2 separate regions of the Homo sapiens genome follow, and region 1 is linked to region 2. The links are chromatin contacts, found by Hi-C in ENCODE. All regions are on one chromosome and are shown on one strand. The core of a region is the stretch at or near the end of the contact, and the rest is flanking DNA. Distances in the headings are between cores, read along the strand shown.

Region 1 (3,984 bases), core at 1,330-3,829, 790 kb after region 2:
TGCCATTGCACTCCAGCCTGGGTGACAGAGCAAGATCCTGTCTCAAGAAAAAAAAAAAAAGATTCACATGAATTGCAGGCTCTGTGGAGGTGGTGGTGTTTTTCCTTTTGGGGCTTAAAAGAAGATCAAGTTATGAGAATTATTCAAAGGTGCATGAAGCACCTATGGGTGTAAAGCTGTGCTGGGTCCCATGAGGGTGCTCGGGAGACAAGATACAGATTCGGCCAAGAAGGAATCTGTAGATGGGGAGCCAGCTGCCAAGCCATGAACCGTTTGCCAACCATGAAGACATAACAGAGTATAACCCAGGTGTTGTGGAAGAATAAAGTGTTCAATTGCGTTGAGTGGAGAGAGGAAGGAAAACATCTTTTACCTCAGTCTTAAAGGATAGGGAATGTTTTTTTTTTTTTAAAGACAGGATCTTACTCTGTCGCCCAGGCTGGAGCACAGTGGTGCAAACATGGCTCACTGCAGCCTTGACCTCCTGGGCTCAAGACATCCCACCACCTCAGCCTCCCAGAATAGCTGGGACCACAGGCTTGTGCCACCACACCAAGCTAATTTTTGTATTTTTGGTAAAGGTGTAGTCTCATCATCTTGCCCAGGCTGGTTTCAAACTCCTGGGTTCAAGTGATCTGCCTGCCTCAGCCTTTCCAAAGTGTTGGGATGACAGGCATGAGCCACTGTGCCCAGTCTTAGGAATATTTTTATTAAGTGGGAAAAAAGGAATTAAGGAAACCAGACCTAGAGACCTGCATTAAAAAAAAAAAAAAAGAGAGAATGTATGCGCTGTGTTCAGGGCGCACAGACGGTGCCAGGATGGGAGGGCTGAGTTCTCAGGGACTGAGGCAGGGGCTGGGGCAGGGACGGGAAGGGCAGGAGCCCCTGGAGGGCTGTGAGCATGTGCTCTGAGGAATCTGGACGCGTTCACACTGGGAAATTACTGCAGGCTTTGGAGGAAGGGGAGATGGCGCAGTCAGTCCTGTGTTCTGAGAGTGTAACTTTGGGGACAAGGTGACAAATAAGTGGCAGGAGTGAGGTTGGAGGCTGGAGAAGATAGTAACCCACCACCATGGCCTAGAAAGGAGCTGAGCAGTGCTGCCGTGGAGCCACAGCGACAGAGGGAACAAATGCAGAAAGTGCCACTGAGGCAGGAGGCAGGATTTTGCCCACTAAAAGTCAAGGCTGAGTCAGGGGTTGAAGGAGAGCATGGTACTGTGAGTTCTGAGACAGGCAGGGAGAGGAACCTGTGAGATGGGAGTGAGAGAGAGGAGCCCTCTGCTCTCACTGGCACCCGTGCTGCTGGGCAGGGTCAGCCACAGGTGGAAATTCAGGTCTTGGAAGCTAAGGATCAGGAGACTCTTGCTAGAGGCAGTAATTGAAGCCCTAAGGTTTAATAAGATGGCCCACAAAAATGTGCAAAGGAAAGATGAACCCTTGGGAATCCCAACATCTAAGTGATCAGCAAGCGGGTGGGGGGATTTGGAGAACAGCCAAAGAAAGATTGAAAGAGTAGCAGAGGAGGCAGGGAGGATGTCTGAGGAGAAGGCACTGCGCTAACAAGGAAAAAGCACATCTCAGAGATGGGGGAGACACAGTCTCAAAGGCTGCCGAGGTCAAGGAGATTTAAACAGAAAAGCAGATTTTATATTTGGCAACTAAGAGAAAAGGGAGAGATCACAGTGGGTTGCAGAAAAAGGGGGATTAAGAAGGAACGGAATGGGTATAGACTTTTTTATATGTAAAGTTCACAAAAGGAAGAAAAAATGATAGTTTGGAGAGAAAGGCAAGAGCAAAGCAAGACTTCTCGTCTGGCTCGAATGCCGAGTCCATGAGCAGATGGCAGGGAAGGAGGAGGAAGGTGGGAGAGGAGACAGTGGCTCACTTCTTGTTGGAACGGGGCCTGGGGAGGTGGGAAGGAAGAGGATGGGACACACAGGAATAGGGGCTCATCTTGGAAAGGGCTGGAAGCATCTCTCTGAACCAAGGGAGAAAAAGATGAAAGACAGAGGAACTTTGAGGTGGACTTGGGGGAAGACAAAGGGTTCGATTTCACTCGTGCAGATAATAAAGTCATCTGCTGAGTGAGTGAAGCAGAGAGCAGGGGTGTCTGAGGGAAAGTGGAAAGGATCAGAAGAACACTTGCTGGCCGGGCGCGGTGGCTCACACCTGTAATCCCAGCACTTTGGGAGGCGGAGGCGGGCAGATCACGAGGTCAGGAGATCAAGACCATCCTGGCTAACACGGTGAAACCCCATCTCTACTAAAAATACAAAAAATTAGCTAGGCGTGGTGGCGGGTGCCTGTAGTCCCAGCTACGCGGGAGGCTGAGGCAGGAGAATGGCGTGAACCCGGGAGGCGGAGCTTGCATTGAGCCGAGATCACGCCACTGCACTACGGCCTGGGCGACAGAGTGAGACTCTGTCTCAAAAAAAAAAAAAAACAAAATGGACCAGTCACTAGAGATGACTAGAATAGCCTGTGAAAGACATCAAAGACCCAACTGAGGCTGGCCCCCATGAATCAGTGTGATGACGTCATTTCAAAATCTGCTCAGCAGCTTGGAAACTACTGGTGAAAACCGTGGTGTGTGTGGGTTCCTCCAGGTTGGGAACCGGCAGAGCTGGTAGGGGAAGGTTCCCAGGGCGGGGGTGGGGAGGGTGCCAGTGAGCACGCAGTTGCAGTAATTGGGCATGACATTAGGCTGAGTGAAGAGGAAAACCAGCTGGCGACAGAGGCGTGGGGTGAGGGACTGCAGTATTGTCATAAAGCCCGGTTCAGCAGGACTTAATGTGAGAGAGAAGGAAATACCCTAATCTGTAATTGAAGAAGGGACTTTTGGAGTCCTGCCTTAGAGGTGGGACGGTTTTGAGTGTGATCAGGTTCTGGAGGTGGCTCTGATTCTGTGCTGCTGCTCTGGAGTGGAGGAAAAGGTCATTAGAAAGTGGTCAAGGAACTAGGGTGGTGGGTGGATTATTCACATGGATGGTGAAACAGTCCAAGTTGGGGCTGGGAGGAGTGAGGTGGAGCAGACAATGGGATGATGATCATGAAAATTGAACTGGGTGGAAAATAAGGGCTGAGATTTCTGAGAAAGGGGACAGTCTGTTTTGTTCTCTGTATATTTTGACAAGCATTTGAAGCTTGTTCTCAGGACTGCCAGCAATGATTTGGTCCTCAGGAAATGAATGTGCATAGGTGTGGACTTGGACCTAAGCATGAGTTTTCATTTCGTCAGGGTGTTATGAGATGAAAGGGAGCTCATGCAGAGAGGGGACTGCATTTTCTTTATGATTAGTCATTTTGTTGCTGGCCTGGTGCCTTAGAATGCCCTTCTGAGCAATGGCAGAGTATCTTTGATGGGCCCCACCCATTGTTTACCTGTCTGCTGGGAAAATCAAAATTGCTAACAAGATTCTGAAAGGCAGTTACAAAATGAGACCCCCTTACATACCTGTCTTTCTCCCACGCTAGGCGTGTGTGCCTCAGGAAGTTCCCTTTAAGTATTCAAATGGTTAATATAGTCAATATAACATCGTACTTTCTCCCCAAGTTGTCGATCCTTTCTATCTAAAAACATCTTTTCAGTTACAACTTATTGAGCATACACACTGTGCTGAGTACTTTATATTCTTATTTCACCCTCACCAAAATATGTTATGAGGTAGTTCTTATTCTTCCCATTCTAGAAAAAATAAAAACAGAGGCTGAGAGACATTAAATAAACTGCCCAAGTTTATATAACTAGTACATGACCAAGCCTGGATTGGTCTATCTGGCTCCAAAGAGCATCCTAACCACATTATTCCCACTGGCAATAAAAACACCTTTTTTTGTTTTGTTTTGTTTTGAAACAGCGTCTCACTCTGTCACCCAGGCTGGAGTGCAGTGGTGCAATCTCCATACAAGAAAAAGCACACTGCCACCTCCACCTTCTGGGTTCAAGTATTCTTGTGCCTCAGCCACCCGAGTAGCTGGGACTAC
Region 2 (4,046 bases), core at 1,178-3,677:
CCAAATTCCAGGTGGAGGCTGTCAACTGTCAGGAGCAAGGAGGGTGCAATGATGGAAATGATTAGAGAAGTCACAATGCCAGCTGGGGACCTCAGTTATACAAAGTTATGCCCATGGCTCATAGAACAAAGGGGTCCAAAGTCCAAAAGAGATGGAAACCCACCCCGGATACTGCTGGATTTAAATAATTACAAGAAACAGAGATAAACCAAATCAGGAGGCTGAAAGTAGCCAGTCCATCAAGAACGAGGCTGCTTTGCCTAATTTGCAGAATGAAGCCACTTCTCAGACCCTGAACCCATGACTATAAGAAGACACCAGTTTCTAGTGAGGAAGGACCCTTTAACCCTGCAGCCAGGACAGTGAGTCCTTGTGGCCTTCTCCAGAGATATTTATGGCCAATAGAGTTTGCTGTGAAGGGCAATTTTGTAAACATGTAAAGGTGTTCAGGGAATATATTCTCCATTGTAACTACTCAACTCTGCTGTTGAAGCTCAAAAGCAGCCATAGACAATCCATGAATGATGAGCGAGGCTGGACCTACCTTAAGTGCCCAATGACCCAAGACCCCCTAAGATCCTAGAGGTACATGTGGTCACAATGTCTAATTGGAGAATCACAACAGAGATTCCATGTGAATATTCAGAGACAAGGCAATGCCACTCACAGCAAGGAAATCGCAACATTAAGCAGTGGCTCCTGTAGAGTACTGCACCTTGGCAGAGATGGGGCCTTTTGCCATGCATATAAAGAAGGCCCCATGACAAGGCACCAGAATGGAATGAAGCTTAGGGATGCCTATTCCTGAAGGCCTCAGAGCTGCCCATTACTGGTGGGCTCCTCGCCCTCTAGGTCATTAGGAAGATAGGCCCAGCAGTGAGAAGATGCAGGTGGTTCTTCTGGGATGGGCAGGAGCAGGGCCACCGGGAACCAAGAAGTTGCACAAGCAGTTGGACCTGATCCCCAGGACACCACGTGGCTGCACCCACTCACCCTCAGCTCACACCTGAGGCTTCAGGGAGGGTACCTGATGGTCCCCATGGATGCCACTCAGCACAAAGGAGGGGAGAATAAGCCCCCAACTATGGGACCCCCACTCCCATCACATCCACACCACCCAGAAGCCACAGGCAAGGTAGGGCCACCTTCTACTTTCCAACTGACATCAGAGACATCACTTGGAGATGACACCCTAGGGGATGGGGCACTGGGACACTGTAATCCCCTGATCTGGGATCAGCAACCTAGGACAGGGTCCAAATCTGGTCCCCCCTCTTTGAAGGTTGCCATTGCCTGCTGTTGCTCTACAAAGGGACAGGACTGGACACAGAGACGGAGAACCCATGGCCTGCAAAGATCACAGGGCATCCTTCCTCCCTTTCTAGAAAGGGTTTGCTGACCCCTGTCTACACAGTGACTATTCTCTATGACGCTGACACCCCCGTAGGAAGAACAGGCGGTCTGGGCCCCAAGGGCAGAAGTGGGTGCCTCTACTCACCAGAGTTCCCAGGGTCATCCTGGAGGAAATGGTGCTTCCCATCCCCCCTGCACAGGTTCTGAGGGGAGCTTGGGGTGTGTTTGTTGGGGTGTGTCCTCAGGCAAGAGGCAGAAGGTGCGACGTGGTGTAGGAGGTGGTGAGGTACCCTTCATGGATGGGGAGACCTCAGGGGTGACCAGCTGGGCTGAGGTGGGCAGTAAGAGGATGTGACCTGGGTGGTGGCAGTGGATGGTGAGGGGAGGGGTGGCGGGTATCTGCTGAGCCCCTGGGTGCAGGTGAGTGTCTACAGGAAAAGTGCGGGGAAAACAAAGGCAGGGAGTCCTGGGGGTGCTGGAGGGTTTGTGTGGTAGAGAGCAGGTGAGAGCAGAGCAGGCTTGTGGCTGGTGGGGGCGTCTGTGATTGTATCCCTGTGGTACCCCCCTTCACCCAGTCCTGACCCCAGCTCTGTTCCCGGGGGGGCTCTGGTTTCTCCTTCCGAAAGGCGGGTGGGACTGCCGGGCTGCACTAGGAATCCGGGCCCCACCTAGCCCTCGCAGCCCTCTGGCCCCTCCACCCTCCTGCCAGCCTCGTTTTCACCCTGCTCTTTTTCGCCCCTACTGGGGCAAGAACAGCCTTGGGGAGTGGACCCGGCGGGAAGGAGCCCAGGAGGGGAACTGAGCTGGGGGCGCAGTTCGGGGAGATCTCCCTTGTCCTTCCAGAAGCCTTCCCTCCTCTGAAACCCGCTGCAGTCCACAGTCCCTCAGGTTTGGCCCCCGCCCCGCTTAGGCTCCATCCACCAGCTCACCGTCTCGCCTAGCCCGGGACCAGCCGAACAGCAGGAACAGAAGCGGGAGGCACAGAAGCAAAGCTGGGATGGCGGCTGCTGCCATTGGGGACCAGGAGGGCTGGGGACAAGAGATTTAATCAAGGTGGATCCTGGAAGATGAAATCACCTCTGTGCTGAAAGGCTGGCTTATATACTGTTAGTTACTGGGGAATGTACCGGGGAATGAGTCACCTCGATTCTGAAAAGCCAGATTTTAATGCTACTGGGCGTAGTCACTGGGCGCGTTCCACCTCTTCGTTTCATTGTCTGGACGAAATCCAGTTTCCATGCTAGTGTCCCTTCCCTTCTTCACCCGCTCCGGCAGCTTGGTGGCCTCGTGCCCGGGCCCCACTCCTGCCAGGACACGATTCCTTCCACGACAGACTCATTTAATCATTATAGCATTTTTTATTAATGGTGAAGAAACGTGCAGAGGAATATTCAGCGGCCTCGGCGTCTCCTTGTCCCCGCCTGGGTCCGCGGCACTCTCCCTCCTTCCGCTTGCGCCGCGGGGTCCCTGGCTCACCCCGCCCTGGGCACAGCCATGGGCCTGTTCGCGTCCCCTCCACTACTTCCCCAGTCCCCGGTGGGCGTGGTTACAGTCCGGGCTGGGTTTTATTTTTTATTTCTTTATCTATTTATGTATTTGGAGATGGGGTTTCTCTCTTATTGCACAGGCTGGAGTGCAACGGCCCGATGTCGGCTCGCCGCAGCCTTGTCTCCTGGGTTCAAGCGATTCTCTTGCCTCAGCTTCTGGAGTAGCTGGGATTACGGGTGCCCACCACCAAGCCCGGCGAATTGTTTGTAGTTTTGGTAGAGATGGGGTTTCACCTTGTTGGCCAGGCTGGTCTCAAACTCCTTTCCTCAGGTGATCCACCCACCTCGGCCTCCCAAAGTGCTGGGATTACAGGCATGAGTCAGCGTGCCCGGCCTGGGCTAGGTTTTATTACAGAAACAGCAGGTAGGGTTTCAGAGGTTCAAAACAACATATTGTATAGTAAACAATTGGTGAAGATGGTAAATTCTATGTTCTATGTTTTTACCAAAATTAAGCAGCTTTAAAAATTATCTTAACAATTTATGTCTTGCTTCTGCTTCACCCAGTGCAGACTGGCCAAAAGGCTGCTCATTAAAATCGAGGACAGCATTGAGGACCTCATCCCTAGAATCTCAACCTGTGACACGCTTGCTGATTTAGAAAGCTCCTCAGAGAGATTACCTCTGAGCTCCCAGTTCAGCAGCCGCCCTGGCCCAGGTCCACCGATGGCACAGGGGGCTCAGCAGAGCAGGTTCAACTGAAAGTTCCTAGTGGTTCCCAACTGTCAGCGCATTCTGCTGGCCTCTTCCCCCTGGGCAAAGAGCCAGCCATCCTTCAAAGCCGGGCACAAATACCCCCTCCCATGTGTGTCCTGCATGTTCCCACAATACAGAACACCCTCCTGCTCCCTGAGACCTGGGTTCACAGTGGGTGCATCCAGATCTCCCTGTGTGACAATTGCTCACACATTTCTTTGCCTCTCTGCTAGAAGCATGAGGTCTTTGAGAATATACTACATCCCTTCCTAAAAAGACCTAGTGAACAACTTGCTCAATCATGTAATCAATTGTGTTTCCACGAAGAGCAGGAGCCGAGGGAGGAGTCTACACACGTGTGGGGTTCACTTTCCAGCACACCAATCCGTGGCCAACCACACCTGAATCCATGGCTGCACCCACACCTCTGCTCAGCCCCTAGATGGTCAC

What was found. Hi-C counts contacts between places; a loop is a spot of excess contacts on that map. Pooled maps may share reads with other maps.
Region 1: a loop to region 2 is called in a pooled map, with 4 times the contacts of the local background. The contact joins the enhancer-like site here to the promoter of RAET1L in region 2. A Hi-C loop is called at or near these places in 3 of 168 maps with a recorded cell type or tissue (A673, PC-3 and naive thymus-derived CD4-positive, alpha-beta T cell), 3 of 37 single-sample maps with no recorded cell type and 9 of 50 pooled maps.

The regions. Positions count from the first base shown.
Region 1 is chr6:150,810,877-150,814,860 of GRCh38, forward strand. All of the region lies in intron 11 of PLEKHG1 (pleckstrin homology and RhoGEF domain containing G1), which reads left to right. Among named protein-coding and RNA genes, the nearest start is that of MTHFD1L, 53 kb to the right of the region's middle. RefSeq lists enhancers at 2,484-2,583, 2,824-2,973. Within about 2 kb of position 2,580, at least 11 of the 41 ENCODE cell types and tissues checked have a DNase peak (open chromatin) inside an H3K27ac peak, as active enhancers do; they include A673 and PC-3, where a contact is called at or near this core.
Region 2 is chr6:150,023,105-150,027,150 of GRCh38, forward strand. RAET1L (retinoic acid early transcript 1L) reads right to left here and starts at 2,428. Exons shown (of 5, transcript NM_130900.3): 1 at 2,283-2,428. The coding sequence starts at 2,367.